Regions from separate parts of the Homo sapiens genome. Here region 2 is linked to region 1. Evidence: chromatin loops called from intact Hi-C (ENCODE). Cell type or tissue: PC-9. All regions are shown on one strand. Each heading gives the region's core, and the rest is flanking DNA. Links, peaks and the distances in the headings are about the cores only. Region 1 overlaps TNS3 (tensin 3). Region 2 overlaps TNS3 (tensin 3).

Evidence for each region. A loop is a pair of places that touch in the nucleus more often than their neighbours do. Peaks named below come from ENCODE experiments on the same cell type or tissue, not always from the same donor. Only the 100,000 strongest peaks of a DNase experiment are listed, where the experiment ranks them.
Region 2: a loop joins it to region 1, with 2.6 times the contacts of the local background. A loop is called at or near these places in 2 of 110 quality-filtered maps.

Annotation. Positions count from the first base shown.
Region 1 is chr7:47,530,452-47,540,527 of GRCh38, reverse strand. All of the region lies in intron 1 of TNS3 (tensin 3), which reads left to right. Among named protein-coding and RNA genes, the nearest start is that of TNS3, 47 kb to the left of the region's middle. RefSeq lists an enhancer at 2,880-3,753. In PC-9, for the core only: a CTCF peak has its summit at 5,683; DNase peaks (open chromatin) are centred at 5,037 and 5,987; H3K27ac peaks cover 3,442 bases.
Region 2 is chr7:47,431,664-47,441,739 of GRCh38, reverse strand. It overlaps TNS3 (tensin 3), which reads left to right. Exons shown (of 31, transcript NM_022748.12): 6 at 2,082-2,253; 7 at 4,427-4,477; 8 at 6,336-6,458. The coding sequence starts at 2,104. Among named protein-coding and RNA genes, the nearest start is that of SNORD151, 28 kb to the left of the region's middle. In PC-9, for the core only: CTCF peaks have their summits at 5,511 and 5,715; a DNase peak (open chromatin) is centred at 5,693; H3K27ac peaks cover 2,276 bases.

The DNA of each region.
Region 1 (10,076 bases), core at 754-8,753:
CGTGTGAGGGAATGGACTCATAGGAGCAGCCTCCAGTTTCCAGTGACAAAACGGGCACGAGTGGCCCCTCAGCTCTCCCCCAGGGAACCTTGTACTTGGTGTTAAAGTCTGACTCATGGAGGGGCTCATGTCCCTAGTTCCAGCTGGGTTTCCAACCCAGGTTGAGATGTAGCCTCTCTTCCTGATGGCTGGTTTGCTGATGTCTGCCTTAGCCGTCTGGAATTCATCCTCCCTGGGAAGAACCTCATTTTGTTCCTGGGAAGAACCTCATTTTGTTCCTGGGAAGAACCTTGTTTTGTTCCTGGGAAGAACCTCATTTTGTTCCTGGGAAGAACCTCGTTTTGTTCCTGGGAAGAACCTTGTTTTGTTCCTGGGAACCAAGTGCAGTCAGAAGCTAGGGTGAGACAACCTGGCGAGTAAAAAGCACAGAGGATTGTGGCAAAGCACGAAGAAAATTGGAAGCTGGGCAGCAGCACAGAGCTCACTGTGGCTTTAAGATGGAGTGAGGCCAGTCTGCCACCCAAGTTTTGAGGTGAGGGTCTGTGCCTGGAGGAGTCTGTGCCCTGGCTTCTGAGTCCCTTCGCATCCCCAGACCCTCAGCTACAGCTTACTTCTGGGAGGACTCAGAAGGGTGTGGTCTGAGACAGGCAGTGAACACCGGTGTTGATGTGGTGGAAATACAGCAAAGGAGAATGTTTTCATTCCTGCACCAGTGTTTATTGCTCCTGCTTGGTGCTGTGTGTGGAAAATCCCAGACAAGGTTAGGACTTCCTATTGGAGGTACAAGACTTATGACCACACTAGAGGGTCAGGGCCCCAACCATCCTTGAGTGGCTCAGCCATGGAGGATGATTAACCAGTCTGGGAGGTCAGATGGGGGGCGGATCTTCAACTGAGCCCAGGACAGCGGTTTTCAGCCAGAAAGGAGAATGGGAAACTGCCTTGGGAGAAGCCCCAAGTGAGCCCAAGGGCGCAGAGCAGAAGGACCCTGGAGTGTAAGAGCCTAGATTGCAAGCCTGGCAGGAGGAGGTCAGAGTCGGGGGCAGGGAGAGGGGCTGGAGAGGCGGCCTGCTGATGAATGCGGATTCGCCTTAGGATTGAGCACTGTTTCTTGCCAGTGAAAAATCAGTTTGTTGTCCTCACTGGGGAGGTTTATCACACGCACGATATTTGTTACTAGTAACGAAGTGTGGGAGTTTTCTGAATGGCTACTCTTTTAAATAAGTAAGAGCAGATTCAGGGTATCCCTGCAATAAAAAGCCACCTTCAACCATTTGCCTTCCACTCTGGCTTGCATAGGCAGTGGGCTGGCCTGTGCTCCTGGCCGTTGTTCCTGGGTGGACCCCAGAGAGTATGAATCCTGGTACTCAGGTTGGAGGAGTTTTATCCTGCTGGGGGCTATCTGTTCATTGCTGAATTCAGATTTCTTTGGCCGGTTCCTGTGGGCACCATGGTAAGGGCGGTGGTAGATCCAGCTGACCTCTGGGCGTGTTTGCCCTGGGTAAACCATGACAGCAGCATATCCTGTTCTTAGCTGTTTGTAGGCACTGCTATGTACCTGGTATTGTGTCAGATGTGAAGCAATCTGGAATGAATACGATACAGATGTGTTCTCAGGGAAAAATGTTTGAAAAGACTAAAGTTTGGATATGCTATAGGAAAAAAATGATGAATGTATACAGAAAAATGAATGAAGGAATGAATATAGAAAAAGGTGAATAATGGTGTCATTTGAAGGACAGGGGGAAATGAGAATGCCTGCTTGTCTGCCAGGTGATGATTTAGTGAGGAATTGGAACCCAGAATGGTGTGTTCTAGGAGGAGGTTTTTTCCTTTGTAGTTAAAAGTTGAAGAGCAGCTTTGCTCTTCTACTGCAGAAACAGAAAGATGGATATTTAGTGCCAGAACTTGAGAGGTTAACGTCAGCCAGTTGAATTGATGGCTGGAATTTGCACATATGTCAGCCATAAAGGCCACGACTTAGCCCACCCAGACTGCTCCCCACATCCAAGGCATGTGGAGTTGCAAGTGGAGCTGTAGATCTGAAGTTAGAGTGTTGGAGCCATAAAGGCTGAGCTCTGGGACACTGCTCCTAGGCTGGGCCTGGAGTGAAGGCCAGTGGTAGGAGTACAGGGTTAGCTGGCCTGAGACTAGAAGGCCCCCTATCCTGCTCTGAGGCAGGGGTCTCTTCCGCTGCCCACCGTAGACCACAGGCAGTGGCTTCATCTTGAACATGTTCTTTTAGTTTTAGACTTGCCACAAAGCTTCTTGCAGACAGCCAAGATCCACTGCCCCGGGAAGGCTGGTGAAGTCCGACAGGCATTGAAAGGAGGGATCTGCCTGTGGATCTTGCCCGCCTCTCCTCCTGGCGTTTCTAAGTGACCCTTTCTTCAGGATCCTGGCTTGTCCATCTTCTCCCATCACCCTGTCATCTTCACCTCCTGAACTTCGGGTTTCTAATTTCCTTCTAAAATCGCAGACCCATAAAGGAAGACGGGACTTCAGATGTGCTGTGAATTGTCCTGATTTGCCAGGAGCAGGATGGCGGGGGGTGGGGGGGGTGCGGTGAGGGAGGGATAGGCTGGGAGATAGGGAGGTGCAGCCCAGCCCCCAGGTGTGCAAGGCCCCGGGCGGTCCTGTGCTTTGATATTTGCTTGAAATCCTTACCTGGTTAGGCGTGTCCCTCTCTGCAAGGCCAGGCTCCTAGTTTTTTAGTAGAAGAAGCAAATTAGAAAAAAAGCCTTTCTGCCTCGGTGTTTACCTGCTTTCCACTCCAAATGCCCTGTTTGCTAGTGTAGATTATCAGGGTAGTGTAGATTACTGCTCATTACAGATGCAGAGTTGACTGGATAATATTCAAGATTTAGAAATTCCGAAAGCCAGAGCTTGCCCGGTTTTGATTCTTTTAAGCACCTCGCCAGCGTTCTCGGAGAGGTTTGAAATCCTAGTAAAGCTGAACCCTGCGCCAAGCGCGGCGCGTCGGTAATTCCAATCAGATGGCGGCTGCAAGATCCTGCTCCCCCCGCCTGGAAGGCGTTTCCTCACCCACTTTCCCAGTGTTTGGCGGCTCAGCCTGTGCCTCCGCGCTCGCTCGGAGCTGCGGTTGGGGCGGGCGGGGGAGGGAGGGCTAATTCGTGTCAGATGGAGGGACGCCGTGCGGGACCGTGCGCTCGCGCCTGGCTTTTGTTCCCGGCGTCTGACTTCTGACGGGCAGGAGTGGCCGTGGAGGCTGCGGCGCGCGGCTGGGACCTGGGCCGGCGGCCACGGAGAGCCCTTGGCCCCTCCCGTGTTGGCCATTTCCTGGGACTTGTGTCCGCAGGGGACTCGGGAGGCATCCTCCCCCCAGATAGCCGCTGGGGAGGGGTCAGCGGCCACCCTCGCCCGGCCGAGCCCGGCTCCCCGCGGGCGGCAGGGGCAGCCATGAGGCTGCGCGCCCTGACCCCTGGGCCACCGGGAGGGTTCGCGCGCGGAACCCGGTCGCGCCGGCGCCGGCGCCAGGTGAGTGCGGCCCGGAGCTGGTGTGCATGGCCAGGGGCGCGAGGCACGGGCGCCTTCAGGGCTGCACGCACGTGGGCTGCGCCGGGTGTGCACTGGTGCCCGTGGACGCTGTGCTGGTGTGTACCCGCTTGTGCTCATGTGTATGCGTGTGCCCTTGTCAGTGCGCGTATGTCAGTGTGTGTGCACCCCGTCTGCACGTCCACGCGTGTGTGCTTGTGAGCGCGCGTCTGTGTGTGCAGGCATGTGTACGCTGGTCCGTGCCTGAGTCCTCGTGGGTGCGTGTGTACCCTTGTGTGTGCACGCGCAGGACAAGGAGCGAGAGGGCCAGTGGAGCTTTGCCTAGTGGGGGCGTCTTCTGGTAAGCGTGGAAGAGGGTTCAGGCTTAGCTCTTTCTAACTCAACTGCCTCTTGAAAAGGCTTCTTGGGTTCATTTCCCTGCAATGGAATTGGGATACTGGCCATTGCGCAGACCTGCTATCCCTCGCGTGTTTCTTGCAAAGGTAAAGGGCATTTTAGCTCTGCAATGAAGTGGGGGATGCGCTGGGATGTAGGAATCCTTACAGGTTCCCTGGGGACCGCATGGGTTCCAGCGGTGCTCTGTGGTCCACAGGACGGCCTTTCACGGTGTTTGAATTAAACAGAGCGGTGCTGGTTGGCTCCCCGCTAGGTTCAGCCTCCCTTTCCCTAAGTTATTGCTGAATTAAACAGAGCGGTGCTGGTTGGCTCCCCGCTAGGTTCAGCCTCCCTTTCCCTAAGTTATTGCATTTGTTTTTCTGAAGCTTTTGTAAGGTTCTGTGGGGTGAAAAACTGTCAAAATTTCAGCTGGTTAACTTGAGGTGTACTGCGTTCCCTTTTAAAGTTTAGTGGTCAAACGCTGCTGCCTGGAAGTGTGGGAACAATATGTGTTGGATGTGGAGGGTGTCCCTCTTGCCCCAGATACCGGCCCCCTGTGGGCTGGGAAATATCCCCGAGGCCCGGAAGTGTTCCTGGCTGTTTAACATCAGAGTAAAGTTGGGCTGGGAATGTGTTTTTGATCAGTGTCTGCCTCTCCAGAATGCCTCTGAAGGTTTCCCAGGTGCCTGAATGCCTACCTAAATCCTCTTACTATGGTGGAGCTGAATATTTCCTGAAAGGAAAACATAGCTGGGATTGTGCTGATGCAGCTTTGCACTTTTGCGTGTGTAACCATTTTGCCAGGGCGACCTTTAGCCGGGAGAACCTATCCGAGAGATCCCTGCGGTTTTGCATTTCGGCAGAGTGGAGCATTCATGTGGAGCACCTCCCTGTTCAATTTTGCAGAGATTTTTCTTTCTCAAAAGAGACCTCACAATCAAGACCAGCACTAATTACTGTGTCCCCCTCAGGGAGTCCTTGTGGAACCAGCAGCCTGCTCTCTACCCTTCCAACATTTTGTTCCTAACAATTAAGTGCAATTTAGATTCCTGAACTGAGCCTGCTAAATGCTTCAGCATTGCTGCCTCCTCTCCCCCTTTGGGAGAAATGAAAGCACAGTATCAGGTGAAAACAAGGGCAGTCTAATCCCGTCTGGTCTCATTTCACAATAGAGATGTTATGTACAGATGAAGCGTGAGCAGATGTTATTACACTATCCTAAATGAACTCCTCAGAGATCCAGCAATTCAAATGGCTGAGCCCTCGCAACAGTGCTTATGCTGTTTCCCTCTTTAAGTTTTCTAGCTGTGGACCAGTGGGCAAGAAAGCTGCAGGAAAACAGTGCCTCTTTCTCCCTGGTTGGAATAAAGGTATTTGTGAGGAATGAAAGGTCACAGTATCTTTCCTTGGCCCACAGACTGTGGCTAATTCATTTGGTCAACAAATATTAATTGAGGGTCCATGGTCCACTGTCTGCCAGGCGCTGGGCAGGGCCCTAAGAGGACAAAGGGGAAAGAGCCTGGTGTCCTGCATCTAGGAAATTGCAATATAGCACAGGAGAGAAGGCATATAAACAAATAACTGCAATACGAGTGAAAAGTACGTACCAGCTGCTGCATTGCAATAGAGAGATGTGTTTGTTAGGTGTTTGAATGCTACTCTTGTCTGAGCGTGAGACTGGGGCTTGAGGCATATGAGGCCTGAGTCTCATATGCCTCATCCATTGGCTGTGTGGTGCTGCATCTCGGTTTTGCATCTCACCATCACGGTTTGTAGACTAGTGGTGATTACGGTAATGACACAGAAGCACTTAGCTAGTGTTACCAACTGCATAATTAGCAGCATCATTATCCTTCTTTTGCAGAGCACTGAACACACAACCTGTGTTATCAGAAAGGATGCAATCTCTTTGAAAAAACCAGATACCGACATAGGAACAACTACATAATAACAGTACCTTAAATGTATATAGATACTTACAGTATAGTCGGTTATATACAGTGGTGGTTCTGTCTTGGCCGCAAATTAGAATCACGGGATGGAGCTGGGGTGGGGGGTTTGACAACATTCCAGTGTTCTGATTCAACCTCCAGGTAATCTGATTTAATTGGTCTGGGGTGGAGCCTGGGTCAGCTGTTTTAAAAACTGCCCCAGTGATTCCTATGAACTGACAGATGATACAGCGTTTGGTCATTTACAATAGCTGTTAAGAGACAGGAGGGGGAGGATATCTTTTCTATTTAAGAGAGGTTGTGACTTGTCCTGGGCCACAGAGCTTGTAGTGTAGGTATCAGAACTTATGTGAAGGCTTCTGCTTGGTTCAGGACTCTTTCCCCTACTTTATTTATTTTTTCTTTTTTTTGAGATGGAGTCTCACTCTGTCAACCCAGGCTGGAGTGCCGTGCCATGATCTCGGCCTACTGCAGCCTCTGACTCCTGGGTTCAAGGGATTCTCCTCCCTCAGCCTCCTGAGTAGCTGGGATTACGGGTGCCCGCCACCACGCCCAGCTAATTTTTATATTTTTAGTAGAGACGGGGTTTCACCATGTTGGCCAGGCTGGTCTTGAACTCCTGAGCTCAGGTGATCAACCCGCCTCGGCGTCCCAAAATGCTGGGATTACAGGCATGAGCCACCGCGCTTGGCCATGAAGTTCTTTATTAGGTGATTGTATTAGTCCATTTTCATGCTGCTGATGAAGACATACCCAAGACTGGGCAATTTATACAGGAAAAAGGATTTAATGGACTCACAGTTCCACGTGCTGGGGAGGCCTCACAATCATTTCGAAAGGTGAAAGGCACATCTCACATGGCAGCAGGCAAAGAGAGAGAGCTTGTGCAGAGGAACTCCCCCTTATAAAACCATCAGATCTCATGATAATTATTCATTATCATGAGAACAGCACAGGAAAGACCTGCCGCCATGATTCAGTTACCTCCCACTGGGTCCCTCTCACAACACATGGGAATTCAAGATGAGATTTGGGCGGGGACACAGTCAAGCCATATCAGTGATTAAATGTTTAGGACTGTTAGGTGTTCTTGATGAATCAATCCTTTTATTATTATGAGAGGACTTTCTATATCCTTGGTAATGTTCTTTGATCTGTAGCCTACTTTGTCTGATATAGCCACTCCAACTTCCCTTTGATTAACATCAGCAAGGTACCTCTTTTTTCTAGCCTTTGTCTTTTAAAAAAAAAAAAAGGCCAGGTGCGGTGGCTCACACCTGTAATCCCAGCGCTTTGGGAGGCCAAGGCGGATGGATCACGAGGTCAGGAGTTCGAGACCAGCCTGACCAACATGGTGAAACCCTGTCTCTACTAAAAATACAAAAATTAGCCAGGCATGGTGGCGGGTGCCTGTAATCCCAGCTACTTGGGAGGCTGAGGCAGAGAATTGCTTGAACTTGGGAGGCAGAAGTTGCAGTGAGCCAAGATTGCGCCACTGTACTCCAGTGTGGGCGACAGAGCGAGACTCTGTCTCAAAAAAAAAAAAAAAAAAAAAAAAAAATATATATATATATATATATAAAATCTGACAACTTTTGTTGACTTATAATTGAGATACTTAGACTATTTACATAAATATGATTATTAATATGGCAAGGTTTGAATCTGTCATACTGCTACTTGTTTTCTATTTCTCCTACCTATTGTTTGTTCTGCCTTTGTTTTACTTCCTTTTGCCATTTAGATTAATTGAATAATTTTTATTATTTCATTTTATCTCTCTTGTTTGCTTATTACCTATAATTCATGATTTTAGTGGTTGCTCTAGGGTTTATACTATACCTCTGTAACATCACAGGCTACCTTCAAGTGATATTATATCCACTTCATGAATACTATGAGAGCCTTATAATAGTCTTATGGGATCTTTGGGGTGTCCAATTTCTGGCTGGAAACCTCTGTGGCCAGTGGCACCTTTGCCTGAGTTCTTGTCCTGTGTCCAGGAAGAATGAGATAGGCAGACGGGGAAGGGTGAAGAAGATGAAGATAAGCTTTATTAAGTGTTAAACAGCTCAGAGGAGACCCACAGTGTCCTCTCTGTAGGCAGGTCATCCCGACCTCTGCTGCTCTCAGCAGAGAGGAGGCCCTGGAGAGGGTAGTTCCTCTCTGCAGCTGGAAGTCCCAACATCTCTGCAGGTCTCTGAAGCTCTCGGCAGAGAGGGTAGCTCCTCTGTGCAGCTGGTCTCTTGTGGTCTCTCCATTCTCTCTGTCCTCTCTCTTGCTCTGGCTGAACATGGAAAAGCCCTTGGAGGGGAGGAAGTGCCTGCTGATTGGTCCATGGGCGGCCATGGGCTGGCTGGAAGAGGCACCATGAGTCCCCACTCCAGTCTGTGGGACTGGCAGCCCGTCCCCAGCCTACAGGCCCTCCCTGGCCTGAAGGTGGGGCCTTACTGAGGACCCACCCCCTTCTGCCCAGGACTTTGCCTACCGCTGCCATTCAAGGCCCTGGTACTTGTCCCCAATCCCGCTCTGAGATGAGAGGTGGGGGGCCGGGAGAGGAGACAGGCCAGGCAGCCAGAATAGACACTCCTGAGCCAGCAGGGATGGTGGGCGGGGGGGGGCTTCCCATGCGCCCGAGGGTGCAGGCCGCAGAGATGCCTGGGTGCTGTGCCTGGGAGGGTGGCTGCAGCTGCCTGCACTCAGGGAGCTCCTGCTTTTCCCCAGCTCCCGCCTGTGTGGTGGAGTGGGAGGCCCAGGTCTGCAGCCGTGGATGGTGGCTGCAGCTGCACCCCGGGGGGCAGATCCTGCCTGCTCCTGGCCCCACTCAAGAGCGCAGGGAGGCTTGGATCTACAGCTGCAGTTTGGGCAGCTGCAGTGGCACCCAGGGAGTTCCCACCCCAACTCAGAAGGGGTGGAGCTCCCACCGGCTCCATGGAGAGTGCAGCCCCAGCCTCACCTCCCTGCTGCAGCCAGCGTGATGGTAGCAACCGCTGTCATCAATAGTATATTTCCTTTTCTTCTTTCCTGAACTTTGTGCTATTTTTTCAGAAAATTTACTTTTACATATGTCACATGTCACATTACACTATTGTTTAAACAGTTAATTATCTTTTGGTGAGCTTTAAATAATAAGAAAAACTCATAAATTTACCTGTGTAATTAGCATTTCTGGTGCTCTTCATCTGTTGGTGTAAAGCCATAATTCCATCTGCCATGTCCTTTTTGCCCAAGCACTGTCTTTAATATGTCATAGGTGTCAGCTGGTGATGATTTTTTTTGGGCTTTAATTGTATATCTTTTTTTGCATATTTTAAGAAGTTTTTGGTTCACTTTTATTTTGAAGAGCTATTTTTATTGGGTACAGGATTCTAGATTGACAAGTTTTCTTTCAGTATTTTGTTTTATTCTATTTTGTTTATTTTTTTAACTTTTAGATTCAGGGTACATGTGCAGGTTTATTATATAGGTAAATTGTGTGTTGTGGGGGTTTGGTGTACAGATTATTTCCTCCTCCAGGTAATAAGCGTAGTACTCGATAGGTAGTTTTTCAATCTTCACCCTCCTTCCACCCTCCACCCTCAAGTAGGCCCTGGTGTCTGTTCCCTTCTTTGTGTCCATCTTTCAGTATTTCCTATTATACTGCTGTCTTCTCACTTATATTTTTTAAAACAATGAGAAACCTGTTATCCTATTGGTTGGTTCCCTGCATGTAATGTGTCTTTTGGCCCCGTGGTTGTTTTTAAGATCTTTCTCTTTGTTACTGGGTTTAAGCAATTTGATTATTGTATGCCTTGGGGTAGTTCCTGTCACATTTCTTGTGCTAGAAATATATATATATATATATATTTTTTTTTTTTTTTTGAGATGGAGTTTCACTCTTGTTGCCCAGGCTGGAGTGCAATGGCGCGATCTCGGCTCACTGCAACCTCCACCTCCTGGGTTCAAGCGATTTCCTGCCTTAGCCTCCCGAGTAGCTGGGATTACAGGCACCACCACCATGCCCGGCTAATTTTTTGTATTTTTAGTAGACACGGGGTTTCACCGTGTTGGCCAGGCTGGTCTGGAACTCCTGACCTCAGGTGATCCACCCGCCTCTGCCTCCCAAAGTGCTCGGATTACAGGTGTGAGCCACCGAGCCTGGCCAAGAAATTTCTTGAGTTTCTTGGATCTGTGGGTTTATAGTTTTCCTCCTGGTTTGAAAAAGTTTCAGCCATTATTTTTTCAAATATCCCC
Region 2 (10,076 bases), core at 1,371-9,370, 99 kb after region 1:
GTCACTTTTGGGGGAGACTCCAGGGTGTGCTGGCAAGAGCCCCTTTAGAGCAGATGAGGGGGGCCCTGAGCCAGCATCTTCTGGAGAGGCACTCACTGTGGATCCTCATGACCGTAGGAAGCGCTTTATTTCTGTTCTAACAGTGTTCAATACATTTGAATTGGAATGAAATCCATGTCTGATAAATAAGGTAGAGAAAACAAAATCCTTGGGAATTGTTTGGATGCTGATTTGAACAAATCAACCTTAAAAAATAAATGTATGGGCCGGGCACAGTGGCTCACACTTGTAATCCCAGCACTTTGGGAGGCTGAGGTGGGGAGACCACAAGGTCAGGAAATCGAGACCATCCTGGCCAACACAGTGAAACCCCATCTCTACTAAAAATACAAAATTAGCTGGGTGTGATAGCGCATGCCTGTAATCCCAGCTATTCGGGAGGCTGAGGCAGGAGAATCCCTTTAACCCAGGAGGCAGAGACTGCAGTAAGCCGAGATTGCGCCACTGCATTCCAGCCTGGCGACAGAGCGAGACTCTGTCTCGAAAAAATAAAAATAAATAAAAATAAAAATAAATGTATGGTATTGGATGTTTGATGTTATTATTTCTTTTTGAGGTGTGATAATGGCATTGTAGACATTTTAATCAAAAAGTGCCCTTATCTTTTAGAAATAAATTCTGCAAGATTTATAAATGAAATTACATAGTATCTGGGATTGCTTTAAAGCAATCAAAGTGGTGGAGGAGATTGCTGGAGATATTGATGGACAGAGGTTAGCTGTGTGTTGGTAATTTTGAAGTTAGGTGATGTGGGTACATGGAGGTTTGCAAAACCATTTTATATGGTTTTGAATTTTTCCAAAATTAAAAGAAAGAGAGAAACACATAGGAGTAGTAAAAATGAAAACCCCAAAGCTGGTGGCAGCACTTTGGAGGGACTTAAGGACACGTCCCGTGCACCCATGCCTCTGGCTTTACCTCATGGGGGCACCGATTGGGTTCAACCCCATCCCCTCTCCCTGGAACCTTTTCCACCTCCTCCTGGATACCACCCTCAGCCATAATGTTAGGAGCACTCCTGGGAGGGGCTCAGGCCTCCCTGGGGCCCACAGGGCTGGTGGAGAATCTGTGGTCTGTGGGAGGCCCTTGTCTCCAGTCACATTGGGTGCCTGACTCCACACTGCCAGTCCTGCCCAAGTCCTCAGCCTGCTGGCCATGACATGACCATTTCTGCCCTCTTCCCTCTTCCCTCCTCCACAGTCTTCATCTCACACTTGGGGGCCTGCCCTGGCCACCTGGGCACCTGGTTGGGTGGCCAGCCCCACATTCTACCCTGCATCCACCTGGCCTGTGGCTAGCTGGGTGGGGTCCCAGCGGGGCCCCATGGAGCTCTTAGCCTTCTGATAGGAGTCTGCTGAGTTGCTACTCAGTAGATGAAAGGCCGCTTTGATTATGCCCCAGCTGGTCCCCTCTCCACGTGAGGTCCTGCCTCCTTCTTGGGCCTGCAGGGTCCTCCACGACCATAGCTGGCCACCTCACCAGCCTCATCCTTGGCCGCACCTCCCCCAGGATGCCGCATACGGACACGAGGAGCTGCTTGCTGATGTTTGGCTTCTGCTCACACCATCTCCGCTTCCTCCTGGCCCCCTCCCGGTGCCCCCTCGTGCCGACCTTGACACCTCAGAGCAGGGTTGAGGCTCCCACTCCAGGAGTCCCGCCTGGAACCCTGTTCCTGCTCCCAGTGTAACCACAAAGAGTCCTTCCCGCCTTCGTGCTTTTGCATTTGAGCCCATGCGTCACTGCTCTGAGTTGCTTTCTCTCTGTGCGTTCCCTGACCGCAGCTTGCGGTACCCCGTCATGCCCTGCTAGGAAAATTCAATCTTGTGCCCCTCCCCACACTGCCCGCTGTTATGGGAACACAGCACAGAGGCTGCACACACTGTAAATTCCCGTAGCTGGCCGCCCAGGTGCTGATGTGAACACCCAGGGGATGAGTGTCCGTCGTCTTCACCTTTTTCCTAGAGGATGAATGTCTGCTGCCTCCTTACCCTGTTTCTGATCTGCCCACTGCTCTCTCGCAGGCCCGTCATCCTGAGTCCCACCATGGAGGAGGGCCATGGGCTGGACCTCACTTACATCACGGAGCGCATCATCGCTGTGTCCTTCCCTGCCGGCTGCTCTGAGGAGTCCTACCTGCACAACCTACAGGAGGTCACGCGCATGCTCAAGTCCAAGCACGGGGACAACTACCTGGTGAGCGGTGGGCGGCTCTGGGAGCCTTTGGGCAGGCTCTGCAGCAGGCACTGTGTAGGGATGGGCACTCACAGAACACTGGTTTACACATGAGGGAGAAGCTCAAGGGCCTGGGCTCACACAGCTGTCCGTGGCGCCTTCGTCCTCTGTCTCTCTGCTGCCACGCCTGGGGAGGAGACTTATGTGTCTCTGTAGGTAGCTTTCAGGGACACACGACTGCTGACCGCAGGGATGGCTGTTGCCTTGTCCTGCACTCATCAGTGAGGCTGGCTCCCCAGTGCCTTGGGACATGTCCCCAGCCAGCCACCCTTGCGCTCCCATGCTGCATCCCTCGTATCAAGAGACAAACTTGTGACTCTCCTCCTGAGCCAGAAATTAGGAAGACAAATTAGGTGGGCACCCAAGAAACCAGGGGCTGCCCTGGAGACAAGGAGACAGCTTGATTTTCAAAACACACTTGTCGAGTTGATGGTGGAGCCACATCTGAGGAATAATACAGAACAGCCTCTCACCATCTCTCACCCTCTGATTGGCCCCTTGTTTTCTGTTCCCATGGTTGGTAGCCCAGGTGGAGGCTGACTTCCTTCTGCTGTCAACAGTCACTAATGGGATTGAATGACAGCTCCCTGGCACCCTCTCTCTACCTGCCTTGTTATCTCTAGTAAGGAGGCCTCCTTATCTGTGGTAAAGCTAATCTGCCCTGCAAACCTACAAGGTGTTCATTGTCTTCCTTGCTGGTCTGCTCCAATGACTGGGGCACCAGTGGCTGGGAGAGGTGGACCCAAGTGGCAGAGTAGGATGTGGCCTCCGTCTGATGCCAGAGCAGCCCTGGCCCAGGTGCTACCTGGGTCCTGACCCCTCCCCGATCCTTGATTCACTCAGGCTCCTGCCTCTTTCTGGTCTTGAAGCCCGTCTTGTCTGTGACCTGGCAGTGGACAGGAAGTGGTGGCCAAGCCCCATTTGATGGTGGTGCCTCTCACCAGGGGCCCTCTCCTCCTCAGGGCTTCCTCCTTCATCACTGAGGCGGTGTGCTCTGCAGGACCATGGCTCCTTCCTTTGGAAGCCACTCCCAGGCTGGTCAGCGCATCCTGAGTCTCCTCTCTGGCCATCCTTCCCCTCTTCCCCAGTCCCCCTTCCCCAAAGAGACCATGCAGAGGGCCTGGAGCCCTGGCCAGCACCTGTCTGTGGGGCCTTGTCAGGGCCAGAGCTCTCCCTGCAAAATGGCTATGGCAGGGATCTTTTTCTTGTGCAGGGTTAGAAATGAACTGTGGGTCACAAAGCAGCGCCCCCCCTTGTCATAAACAGGGCTTGCTGGGTGACCAGGACAAGCCCCCACCCTCCACTTTCCTCACATCTCTGACTCTGAAGTGAGAGGGACGTTTAGTTAATTTTTAAGGCTCCTTGCTGCTGGAACATTATTATTATTATTATTATTATTATTATTATTTTCATTTTGAACTACTTGAGTATTTAGCAAGGTTCCACAAATGGCTGTGATTTTTCAGTGAACTTAGGCCATGGCTTTTGGCCGGGCATGAACTCAGCCCTTTCCAGGCCTGGGGCCACCAGGCCATAGAGGAGGGACAGCCTTCCCCACCATGTACCACCTCTCTATCGGGTCAGTTTGTGTTGTCAGGAGCAAGACCGTGATATTTATTTTATATATATGTGTATATATATTTTATATTATATATTTTATACGTGTGTGTGTGTGTGTGTGTGTGTGTGTGTGTGTGTGTGTATCCTATATGTTGGGATATTTTGTAGCCATGAGAATTAAAAAAAAATAGTAACACAGTAAATCGCCTGGTTTAATACTAGTTGAAGAAGTAGAATATAGACTTTATGTGTAAGGGTTCTGTATGCCATCCTTATCTTATTTATTTTATTTGTTTTTTATTCTGTGACCACACAAGTCTGTATTTTTCAATCTTTTCTGATCCTCGGTACCTGGAAGGGAAACATCATGTAAAAATGCAATGTGTTTTCTGCTTTCATCTCTGATGTCAAGGATTTGTCTAAAAGCTTTTTTTCCCCCTGATTTGTGAGTGTGAAGATTTTAGATATTTTTTTAAAAAATTAGTATTAATTAAAATTAAATAAAAATTAAAGTATTAATTTTTAAAATATTAAAATCTATTTTATGCAAGGCAATTTTTCCTCTCTTTTATAGGTATTAAACCTTTCAGAAAAGAGATATGACCTTACGAAGCTTAACCCAAAGGTACAGAGTTCATCCCTTTATATTCTGCATTTTGTAAAATGTAAACAATGCTTATTTTGTGCAAAAATAATTTGCTACTAGTCTTTGTGGAATGTGACTTGATAAGGAGTATTAGGAATTGTTCATATCAATTATTTTAATTACTTTTTTTTCAGTTTGAAATAGTTAGAGATTCGTAGGAAGTTGTGAAAATAATACAGAGATCTCCTGTACTTCTCACCCAGTCTTTCCAGTGGGAGAATCTTACAACACTAATAGTGAAATATCTAGGTCAGGAAGTTGGCATTGGTATAGTCCACGGACCTCACTCACATTTCCCTGGTTTTGCGTACATGTGTGTTTCTCGGCATCGTGTGTATAGATGATAAATACTAATATATATGTATAGAACAAATCTATACACATGATGCTTCCTCCTCCCGCCTCCTGGGATCTTTCATATATACTGCATATATATATGCATGGAACAAATCTATAACAAATATATGTATAGAATAAATCTAAACTGCATCATGTGTATAGATTTGTTAAGCCACCACAAACAAGAGACAAAACATTTCCATCAGCATGGGGCTCTCTTCTGCTAGTATCTCTTTATGGTCATACTAATCCACTCCTTTCATGATAATTTTCATTTTTTAAAAAATTTTTAAAATTTTTTCAAATTTTACTTTAAGTTCTGGGATACAGGTGCAGAACGTGCAGGTTTGTTACATAGATACACATATGCCATGGTGATTTGCTGCACCTATCAACCTGTCATCTAGGTTTTAGGCCCCTCATGCATTAAGTATTTGTCCTAATGCTCTCATTCCCCTTGCCCCTCACCCTTCATGATCATTTTCAACAGCAAAGTTTGGGATAATTTTAAGACTGAGTCAACATAAGTTGTGGTACATATATGTATGTATATTCTATATGTTGAAATATTTTGCAGCCATTAGAGTAACAAAGCAGAAACATGATAAGTTGCCTATTTTAATACTAGTTAACAATAGTAGAGTATAGAATTTATGTATAATAGTATCTCAATTATGCTAAATGTATACAGAAAAGAGACTAAGGGATTCATGAAAACATTGCAGTGGTTATCTTTGAGTGGTGGCAGGGGTAGTGACTTTTCCTACTTCCTGGCAACTTTCTGAAATTTCCAACAGTCTTACACTATTTCTACGACTTTCATCATAAGATAGAGCTCCTTGTCCTCGTCCTACTGACAAAAGGAAATCAAAGGAAAAGCAACACCCCCGTGTGGCCACTGTGGGCCACTGTGGACTTGTGTGTGCCTCAGGACGCTCAGAGCTGCAGTTCTGCACCGAGTCACTGTGTCTTTAGCACATGGTGGTGATTTTCTTTGTCCAAGCACCAAACTTAATTAGAGTTTTGAAGGTGCTTCCTCCTTAAGTGCTGCCTTTCCAGGAGATTGTCTCTGAGGTGTTGTCCGCACGGTGTGGGAGATGGCTGGCTGCACTCTCCAAACTGGGATTTTAACCCGAGTGGGGAGATTTTGGCAGCAGCTTGGGCCTAGGACTCCTGTTTGTGATCTCACTGGACTGCAGCCCCGTCCACACAACCTGCACCATCAGCAACTCAAAGACCTTTCTAGAATTGTCACCCCAGCTGCAGAAGAGCAGATGAGCCCCTGGAAGAAGAGGCATCACATGGGCAGTATAATGCTTTATTTTTTCTTCCCAGTGAAGGAAGTTGATCCTCATGCTCACTGAGTTTTAGGAAAGGGTCACCCAGCATGTTCTTTACTCCCAAATGAAATGTACTGATGATGAAAGAAGTCATTGTGAGATGGCCTCAGAAGGTTTTAGGAAATGGAAACCGAGGAAGCTCCCCTTTCTTGTTGCAGATCATGGATGTGGGCTGGCCAGAGCTCCACGCACCGCCCCTGGATAAGATGTGTACCATATGCAAGGCGCAGGAGTCCTGGCTGAACAGCAACCTCCAGCATGTGGTCGTCATTCACTGCAGGGTGAGTGCGCCCCCTCTCACATTTGGGGGTCTGGCTGGGCTTCAGCCTTTGGAGTTGAGATGGAGACCAATGCTGCATCTGAGCACATTTCCGCTTTGAGCTGGTGCGATGTGCTCCTTATGGGTTTGTCTTTAGGTTTTCCTACTTGCTCTTAAAGAAGGAAACAGAGTTATCACACCTCCCCAAGTTTGGCTTTAGAATTTATAGGATTGTGGTCCCTGAATGTGTAGCTGGACATTTGAAACTGTTGACCCCAAATTGACCACGATTATGAGAGCAAATCGTTTCATTTTTATTAAATTTTATTTTTCATGGAAAGCCCTCCTTTTCAAAAGAGCTATGTATGCCCTTTTCAGATGGACTGTGTCAGACTTTCCATGCCATCTTGAGTTATGGTAATCAGTTGATGGACTAGATGATGGCATGATGCCATTGCAGTAAACGTGTTGTCCTTTCCACGTGGAGCCATTGCAGTGCAGACATGGCCTGTACATCTTCACAGAGTGGCCGGGACTGTCTGTCTGTCAGCCCCAGCAGGGTTGGTGGATGCCAGCAGCCCAGGTGCATAGCTGGTGGGCACTCCTCCTCCTGGCTGCATCGGGCTCCTTCCATGCTTCCTCCTCCCACCTCCTGGGATCTTTCCTCTTAATTCCCAGTTTTCTCAACTGCTTTGTACTGCTCCTCAAATGTGATTGTTGTTGAAAGGGGTTGGACTGAAAGCAAACTCACTGAGGGGTAAGTGTGTGAAGCTTAACCCTCCTGCCAGAAACTTACTATTAGAGAAAAGCTCTTATTCCAGTCACACCTTGAGTCAGGGAGGAATCCTTTGGGAAAGGATGTAGCCAGTGGGCTGGGGTCACTGTTCATTAATGGGCAGCTCCCTATTTTGTGTGTTTGACAAAGCATTCTTAGGACCATCAAAGTATCTAGGAAGTGTTGACGGTTCAAGATAGAAGTTTTTTTTTTTTTTTTCTTCCGGACTCTTTTACACTAAAAAACTGCACAGAAATCCATTGTATTATGGAATTTAGTTTGAAAGAAGCTTCCCTTTGAGTTATATTAGACTCTCAGTATATCTTTCCTGCAAAGGCACTAGGTAGGCTGGCTTGTGGATGGTGTTTACAGCTGTAAGGCATATGATGACCACTTGATGTGCAGAAAACTTCCATCGGGGCACACAGATGTTATTTGCTTCTCTCTAGTGTTGTCTCTTTCCTCACATCTAACTTGATCATATTTTCCCCCCAAATGGACAGGTACACCCATTAGGACCACCAAATCGTCCGTGATGACCTGATCTTTTCAAGTATTATTTTAGATTATGGATCCTTCACCCAAATTGTGTTTTGGTGCAAACTAAGAGAGAGAGAGAGAGAGAGAGAGAGAGAGAGAGAGAGATAGACAGACGGACTTTTAAATAAATATAATTCTTGTTAATTAAAACAACCTATGCTTTTCAGGCTTGGTGTGGTGATTTTGACACAGTGAGCCTGATATTGATGGATCATCATTGCCCAGGATCACGTAGCAAGCTGTTCTAAGCAGCATTCCTGAGCTGTGAGCCTGGGCCCAGCAGCAGCACCTGTGGAAAGTGCAGGTTCTAGGGCACACCCAGACCTGCTGCCTGCTGCATTGTCAGAAGTCTCTTGGAGTTGCTGGACTTGAAAAGTGCCATCCTTGGCCATTTATTCCATTTTAGTTGTTGTTCACTTCAATTTTTTAAATGAAATTGAAAGAAATGATGAGATTATTTAAAACATATGGGTCCTAGTGGGGACCACCTAGAGCTTTCTAAAATGCATCCTTTTGCTAAGCAACTTTCGGCTTTCTGGACAGCTCTTGTTAGTGGAATTCATGGGAACATGTTGAAACTTCTCAGAAGTGATTTGCTAATGGCTTGCCCTCTTCTGGTGCCATGTAAACCATTTTTGAAACGCTTAGAAATTGTGCCCTGAGAGATAAGCCCTCTTTTAATTTGAAATTGCTGATGTCGATGTTAACAGAAGTTCATCATCATCACTGCGGGGGTGAAATCGCTGACATTTGGCGAAATCCGCCTGCTTTGCAGAATGCGCGTTTCCTTCCACACATGCCAGGAATTTCTAGCGTAGCTGGGCCTGTCTCAGCCTGGGCAGGAACAGAGTGAGGGTCGGTCCTCCTATGCTTCCCGTTCTGCCGTGTGATGCAGAGGCTTGTGTTTGTGTGGGTGTGTGCAGTCTCCTCCTCACCCCTCCACACCCTGGTTATTGACTGACCAGAAATGGCCTGCAGTTCTTTTGGGAGATTTCATCCACACCATACCTTTTGTTTCTGAGTCCATGGTGAAGAATACCCATGGAAAATTGTGCAGTTAGTGATTCTGTGATTTTTGTTAACAATTCCAAGTCCAAAAGAATGCAGCTTGCACTAAAACGTAACAGTCCATGAGCCTATCGTGCCCTCTTGTGTTTTCTACATCCTGTGAGCTAAGAGCTGTATTTACATGAACATTATATGAAGATGTCCTACTTCAGTTCCATACGTAGTTTGAGTGGAACATGGCCACCTCCATCTGTTCACGTACATCCATGGCTGCTTCCACCCACAATGCAGGGGTAGGTTTGGATGGTTGAAACAAGACCTTGCAGCCTGCAAAACCTTAAATACTTACTATTTCATTAAGAAAGACCTCATATCAGGGTACTGCTGGCCTTGTAAAATGAGTTTGAAAGTGTTTGCATTTCTTCAGCTTTCTGGCAGAGTTTGCATTAGTCTGTTTTCTGTTACTTATAACAGAATATGTGAAACTGGGTAATTTGTAAAGAAAAGGAATTTATTTCTTATATTAATATTTATAGGGGCTGAGATGTCCAAGCTCAAGGGGCTGCGTCTGGTGAGAGCCTTCTTGCTGTTGGGGATTCTGCAGAGGTCCTGGGGCTGCATGGGGCATCACATGGCGAGGGGGCTGAGGGTGCTAGCTCAGGTCTCTCTTCCTCTTCTTAGAAAGCCACCAGTTCTACTCCTGTGATAACTGGTTAATCCATTAGTTAATTAATCCACAGATGTATTAACCCATTCATGAAGGCAAGGTTCCTCATGACCCAATCATCTTTTATAGGCCTCACCACTCAATACTGCCACATTGGAGATTAAATTTCAACATGAGTTTTGGAGGGGGCTAATATTTAAACCATAGCGAAGTTTTCTCTTTTTTTCGGTGATGGAATTCATCAGTTAAGTGATCAGGTCCTGGGCTTTTCTTTGTGGGAGAGTTTATATTACTGATTCAATCTCCTTACTTGTTATTGTTTTGTTCGGATTTTCTGTTTCTTCATGATTCAGTCTTAGTAGGTTGTATGTGTCCAGGAATTTATGAGTTTGTTCCAGGTTATCCAATTTATTGCTATGTACTTGTTCATAGTTTTTTATGTTTCTTTGTGTCTTAAATGGCATCAGTTATGATGACTGCTCTTTCATTTCTGATTTTGAGTTTTCTCTTTTTATCTTATCTAGGTAAAGATTTGTCAATTTTGTTAGTCTTCAGAAAACCCAACCCTTAGTTTTGTTGATCTTTTCTATTGTTTTTCTAGTCTCTCCTTTATTTGTTTCTGCTCTGACCTTTGTTTTTTCCTTCCTTTG